2 separate regions of the Mus musculus genome follow, and region 1 is linked to region 2. Evidence: chromatin contacts called from ENCODE Hi-C data. All regions are on one chromosome and are shown on one strand. The core of a region is the stretch at or near the end of the contact, and the rest is flanking DNA. Distances in the headings are between cores, read along the strand shown. Region 1 holds the start of Cit (citron). Region 2 overlaps Rab35 (RAB35, member RAS oncogene family).

The links. A loop is a pair of places that touch in the nucleus more often than their neighbours do.
Region 1: a loop to region 2 is called in a map of T-helper 17 cell, with 2.9 times the contacts of the local background. The contact joins the promoter of Cit here to the enhancer-like site in region 2. A Hi-C loop is called at or near these places in 1 of 37 maps with a recorded cell type or tissue (T-helper 17 cell).

What each region holds. Positions count from the first base shown.
Region 1 is chr5:115,844,068-115,847,733 of GRCm38, reverse strand. Cit (citron) reads right to left here and starts at 2,078. Exons shown (of 47, transcript NM_007708.3): 1 at 1,268-2,078. The coding sequence starts at 1,363.
Region 2 is chr5:115,633,590-115,636,983 of GRCm38, reverse strand. The region is part of intron 1 of Rab35 (RAB35, member RAS oncogene family); the gene reads right to left. Among named protein-coding and RNA genes, the nearest start is that of Rab35, 3.3 kb to the right of the region's middle. Within about 2 kb of position 1,308, at least 1 of the 3 ENCODE cell types and tissues checked has a DNase peak (open chromatin) inside an H3K27ac peak, as active enhancers do.

The DNA of each region.
Region 1 (3,666 bases), core at 829-3,328, 210 kb before region 2:
CCAGTCCCCGAGCAGAGCCAAGTAGAAGCCATTGGTGTACTTGAGGGAGCAGAACTGTCACCTATGGAAACCTCTTTTGTTTATAAAAGCACACACCCTCTGGCGTGCTGTTATCGCAATATAAAACCAACTAAGGTCACTCCACATTAAAGAGGGATGGAAGGGAAATGTCCTGGCTGGTTTTCTACAGCTGTGAGGAACATCATGACCAAAAGCAAGCTGGGCGGGGAAGGGTTAATTTCAGTATACAAATTACAGTCCATGGTGAAGGCAAGTCAGAGTAGAACCGAACTAGAAAACTGTCTGGAAATACTTGCATGACATTGGTCCTTACAGAAGACGAAACTGTTAGGCCCGGAATGAGGAATGTAGGCGTGGTGTTTAATCTAAAGAGCAGGAGAGCTGCCAGGTGCGGAAGCTGGCCCAAGCCTTTAGCCCCAGGACTTGGGAGGCAGCCACAGGTGGAGCTCTGTGATTTGAAGGCCAACCTGGTCTACATATTGAGTGCTAGGTCAGCCAGAGCTACGTAATAGAAAAAAACTTGTCTCGAAAAGAAAAAAAGAAAAAGAGAGAGAACAGATATCCCTCGTATGGAATAAGATTATAAATTAGATTATTCTACACTGGGGCTGAAGAGATGGCTCAGGGGACCACAATCTGGATCCCAAGGCCCACACAGGCAGCTCACAAACACCTGTAATACCAGCTCCCACATCCAAAGGATCCAAAGCTAGTTTCTAGCCTCTCTGGGTACCCAGACACAAGACAGATGCAGACAGACAGGCCCGTGTGCGTGCACACACGCGCGCGCGCACACACACAAATACACCCTAGAGACAATTTTGGTTTCTTCCATTGAAAGAAGCAAAAGTTTAAAAGTGTGGAGTATGGGCTGGCGAGATGGCTCAGCGGGTAAGAGCACTGACTGCTCTTCCAGAGGTCCTAAGTTCAAATCCCAGCAACCACCTGTAATGAGATCTGATGCCCTCTTCTGGTGTGTCTTAAATCAGTTACAGTGTACTTACATATAATAATAAATAAATCTTAAAAAAAAAAAGTGTGGAGTATGAGAAATGAGGGGACTCCCCTGGGGCACGTCCAGCCACGTACGTAATCATCAGCACAGTGGCACCTCAGTCCAGCTCAGGCAGGACATGTAAAAGAACAAACAGGATTACCCTAAGAATACCAGTCTCTGTCCATAATACAACCAAAGACGGCTACCACAGCAGACACGGGTGTGCATCGCTGGCTGGCAGCTGCTTACCTGGAAGAAGAGATTTAGCCTGGAGGCCCGACTGGCAATGGGCTCGGAGGCACTGGCCTCCGGCGGGTTCCGCACACCATACTTGAACTTCAACATCTCTCCGCCAACGCCGAAGGAACACTGGGGAAAGTCAAGCGGGTACTGACATTGAAGGCAGGAAGGGCTTGGCAGAGTCGTGTCTCCCTAAAGAGATCAGGATGAGGAGGTGGCGACCAGCCTCCACGGCACATGGGGCACAGACACAGGAAGGCCAAAGGTACTCATACACATAAGGGATGGAAATAAATCATTTCCAAAAGAACTACCAGCCATTGGTGGACTAGCAGACTGCAGCCTAATAAATCTCCACTTTTCCATTCTACCAGCTCTTTTCCCCTAGAAAACCCTGACGAACACAAATATCTGATGTCGCGTAGCTACATAGACCTAACCTGTGAACCAAGCCCAAAGGGTTTGATCAGTGAGCCTTGAGGATTATCCCAGGGAAAGGAAGGTTCACTGCCCCTGGAGGGTACAGAGATCAATGATCCTGAGGAAGATCGGTTGCCTGACTGACCAGATAGGCTAGAGAGGGAGAAAGACACAAGAAGGAGGCGCTGGGTTAGGCACGGAATAGAATACAGAGCCCACTTTCCCACCCAAGGCCTCAGTCCAGCTCATAGAATGAAGACACAGGAACAGAGAGATTAAGTGAGGGAGATAAGATCACACAGAAAATGGGAAGCGCCATGGGCAAGAATGCAGGTAAAGCTTGCAGGGGACAGAGACTGGTCTACAGGGGAATGGGTCCTCTTTAAGGGGCCCTGAGGTCCTCCGGCAGCACACCCAGAGACACTAACAACAACTCCTGCCCCAGACCCCAGGCTTCCCCCAGGACACCCCAAGGACGAACCAGAGACACTGGGTTGAACCCATTGTCCCGCCCCCAGGGCTGCACCCACAGACCCCGGGCTACCCCCAGCACACCCATGCTGCAGCCGCAGCAGACCCTCAGGAGCCCCCTCCCCCCGCTATCCTGAGGCCTTGGGTGGGAAAGTGGGCTCTGTATGAACGGGGTCGACCAGGGAGACCTGGGAAAGGGGACTGCCCCCCGCCCAGAGCCTCTCCAATCCCCCAACAGACACACACACAAACTGGACTCACACTCCGCAGACCCCCGGCTTACATTCGCCCCGCTCCGCTCCGCCCTGAGTCTCCCGCCCCAACGTTTGAAGGAAACGACGTGGGCAGGTCTCGGCCGTGCCTCAACCAATCAGCGCTCGCCATCTACTGATGGACAGCGGGGGTCTCCACCAGGACCCGCCCAGATCTCGGAGGGCTAGAGGAAGTGAAATGGAAAAGCCAATCACATTGTCTCTTCCTTTGACTAGCGACCAATAGAAAGAGGGCAAAGGAATCCAGGCGGGGTTGGGCTGGGAAGTTTGAAATTGGCGGTTGGCAGGATGCTGTGTTTGGAGATGGGGTCCCCTGCGGAGTCTGCGGCGCTGTCCATTTCTGTCCGAGCTCCTGCGGGGAGCTCTGCCCGAACTGCCTGCCTCAGATAAGGATGCTAGGAAACAAACTCCAGCCCTCTGCAGGAATGCACTCAATTGAGCCATCGCCCACGCCTAACGTAGGCGCCGGGGTTACGTGGGGGGGAATCAGGAAGCTGTGCGGTACAGCTGAGGCAGAGGAGTAATCGGAACCCACTCCAGCCTGCCTGCCTTGTACCTTTGGGTTGAGCCGCAGCAAGATCGTGAGGTCTCACCACAAAGATATGTTCAAGTAAATTTAAGCCAGGATCACTAGACCGCCCCCTTCTCTCAATGAGAAAACCCAGTGGCCATCAGTGTGTGGAAAGTGCCCAGCCTCGTTAGCAATGTGGGGGAAGGTGTTTGTGAAGAGGCGGCGCTGTTTACATTCACACAAGGGTAGGGTGTAAACTGACCTGTGAAGGGGCAATCTCGAAAAAGGAGTGTAGTATTTGCTAACACTGAGTGAGGCTCTCTGCACTCTATGACTACTAGGAATAGCTTTTCTAAATTATGTAACCGTGAAACGCATTCTAGAGAGCGAGCTCGAAATAGTGTTGTCTAACGCAATGGCAAAAGCTGGGGCAATGGCTCTGCGACTCTTCCAGGGGATCTTCCCTTGATTCCCAGCACCCACCTCAAACCCCTCACAACTCCCTGTAATTCCGGTTCCAAAGGATCAGATGATCTTTTCTGGCCTCTGCGGGCACCTGCACATAAGTGCACAGTGCACCTACACACACACACAAAAGAGACAAGTGTAAAAAATCAAGACAGCAACGCCAGGAAATAAGGCACCTAGGGTCCGAATGGAGGCTTTTGAAGGGACCATGAGAAAGGCAATGACCTTTTTCTTGACCCGATGATACTATAGCTATTTTGTGGGGG
Region 2 (3,394 bases), core at 59-2,558:
GCAGCTAAGACCTAAGGTTCCCCCAGTAAAAAGTAAGCCCAGATTCAAGTCCAGGCTTCTGGAGCAGCACTGGACACCTCTGCTGAGAGCCTGCCAGCTTGTTTGTTCCTTCCTTCCTTCCTTCCTTCCTTCCTTCTTCCTTTCCCTTCTCCCCCTCTTTTTTTTGGGGGGGGGTGGTGTTGGAGATTAATTACCACCTAGCCTCAGTCAGACTTGAACTCACAGTAGTACAGGATGACCTTGAATCCAATTCTTCTGCCTCTACCTCCCAAATACTGGGGCTATAGGGATGCTGGGGATCGAACCCAGGACTCTGTGCATGTGAAACAAACATTCTACCAACTGAACTATACTCCTAGCCCTGAATGGGGGCATTTTCAGCCCCTTTAATAGAAATGCAAATGACTTCAGTTTCTTTGAAAAGCAATTTTGCAGTACCAAGAAAACTTTAAATACCCCAGACATCCTCACTTCTGTGGAACTGCTACACAAGAACAAGCACAGTGTATCCCAGTAATGAAGCATGACTTAAAACAAAAGCAGCCAAAAGATATATATGTGTGTGTGTGTGTGTGTGTGTGTGTGTGTGTGTGTATGTATGTGTGTGTGTGTGTGTGTATGTGTGTGTGTGTATGTGTGTGTGTGTGTGTGTGTGTGTGTGTGTATGTGTGTGTGTGTGTATGTGTGTGTGTGTGTATATATATATATATATATGTATGTATATATATTTATAAAAAATAAGCAGAGCATGTCGTGTCAGCCATCCTCCTCGTGCAGCCTTTACAGGAACCAGCATAAAGTGACCCCACGGCTCCCATACACCTCCCGTCTGTTCTATGTCGAACAGAGACGCCTTCAGAGGCACCAAATCCTATCCTAGGACACCAAAAATGCCCCGTGACTAAAATCAAAATTTAAGTGTATGTCCCTATTATGAGAGAAGCCCAGAGCTTGACTCCAGTTCTGAAAGACAGGGCAGTTCCACCCCAGCGCTCAAGTAGCCAAGGTTGCAAACCACTGCTGCAGACAGCTGTACAACTGTTTCTAACCCAACCCCAGACACCCTCTCCAGGCCACTCCAGTGAAGAACTTGAGTCCAACGGGGTTCTACCTTCCCAAGGAGGGTCTGGGGAGGATGCTCTGCTGCTGAGCACCAGTCAAAGCATCGGCGCACCTGTAGCTCAGCCCTCTGCTCACAATGAATGCCCTTGCTTTGCATCACTTCCTCATTGTTCCGCCATGAGGCTTCCTGCTAAACCCAAAGACAGCCCGGCTTCTGGGCTGGTCCTCACGGTGTCTGCCTGTCACTGACACCCCATTGGCCCACTGCTGCCTCTGCTTCCTCCTGAAAGTCTTCTAAGTCCAGCTTACTCAGCTAAAAGCTCTTTCTAGCCACTGAGCAGTGAATTCTCCAGGACCTAGACCTCCCTTCCCTCACCCTATGTGTTCATTCAGAGCCATGAGCTGAGCCCAGGACTTCATAGCTACCATTTAATGCCCCTCCACAAGCTGACAGTCTCAGTGAAGCCATGCTACACAATGCTATTACAGCAGCATCCCCAGCCGCCAGGGAAGCAGCGCTTAAAACTTGAGGGGCAGGAGACGGCAGGATTTTTTCCCCCTTAGACAGGGTTTGGCTGGCCTGGAACTCTCAATGCAGACCAAACTGGCCTCAGCAGCACAAAGCCACCTACCTGTGCTGGTTTCAAGATGTGCAATACCACATCTGGCTGCCGACACCACCTCCATCATCACCACCACCCTTACCACCTCTATTATCACCACCATCATCAATCATTATCACCAACATCAATTATCCTAGTCTCATGTATCTATAATAGCCAAGGGAGAGAGAGGTACCATCCGCAGTGCCAGCAAGGACTTGAAATCCTTGGCTGCAGAAAACCCACTAGTCACAACATGGTCTGCTGCCATGGGACTTGATACCAACCTCCAACTCTGCTCTTCCTGAGAGGAACAGAAACCAAGATGTGCCACCTCCCAAATATCCCAGCTGCTATCTACCCTACAGATGCACCCAATGAAGAAGTCCAGGGCCCACCTCCAGCACAGCAGCACTTTCTTCTGCCACCTAACCTGAAGGCTTGCTATGCTACACTTGATGCCTCTTGGGAGACAGGGATGTCACCGCTGACCACCCTTCACCCCTGCATGGTACCACAGACCTACCCCAGCTCTGCCCACTGCTCTCCTGGGGCCACAGACCTAACCAGCCTGCTGCAAACTCAGGTAAAGCGGCATCAACTTTAACTCTGCCTCAGTGACCACATTCTCCTGTACCCGCAGACCAACCATGCCCACCTCTCAGCTCCCGTCTACACATCTGTTAAGAGAAGGATTTTAACTAGTGTAACCTCCAGGCTCTGAGAATGAGGGTGACTGGCACCAGTGGGTACGGTTACAAACCAAAAGCCATTGTCAGGACAGCTGAGAGGACAGGACCTCGGGTATAAGGAAAAGATGCCCATGTCCAGGGAATACATTCCAGAAGTGTGTACCACATTGCAGAGGGGGGGGGAGGAGAACTTAGACTTGAAAGCCGCTACACTAGGATCCGGTGAGGCCCGCTGCCTGCCAGCCCAATGCCGCCTGCTCTCAGGGTTAGCACATGGGATTAGAACTCACAGCTCTGCTGCTAAAGCTTAGGGCAGCGAAGGCTTCTCCTCTGAGCCTTGGTTTCCTTATCTGACAAACCACAGAGACCATGGGTGAGCATCAGATAACAGAGTGTCTGTGGATCAGTTGATACACCTTCAGAAGCACACAGTCAAGGGGCCAGGGCAATCAGGCGGTGATGTCATGGTCCCTGCTCCCTGGCTTCCATCTCCCAGGTTCCTGAGTGTCATCTCCGTGGCAGGAGAAACCCAACAGCATAGTGTCTCCTCCTTCCCCATAAGCTGGGCCTGCACTCACACCGAATCTGGAGCTAGTCACACACAGACTGACCAGTGAGTCCTGTCCCCACACCTGACTTCTGAGCAAAAAGAAAAAAAAAAAAAAAAAATCAATACACCATGCGAGGTGCACCGTAAGAAAGCAGGCAGAAACCATTTCCTGGGTTTCACAGAAGAGAAAATGCCAACAAGCTACATCTTCTTGCTGAGTTTGGCCTTTCGAGTTTTGGATATTAACACTGGCCACGTCTTGAGGAGGGATAAAGACCTCTGACCACAGCGGGCTGACTTTAGCTCTGAAAGGAGAGAGATCACCATAATGTCAACAAACCCTCAAGAGCCCAGAAGAATGCCACTAGCTGGGTCCAAGTTCAAGTCTATCTACACAGCTTGCCTAGTTTTCTTTCATTCAAACCACTACAGGTCAGTCTTCCAGCTTTCCAACTCCGCTCCCAGACACAGCTATTCTTCTACCCCAA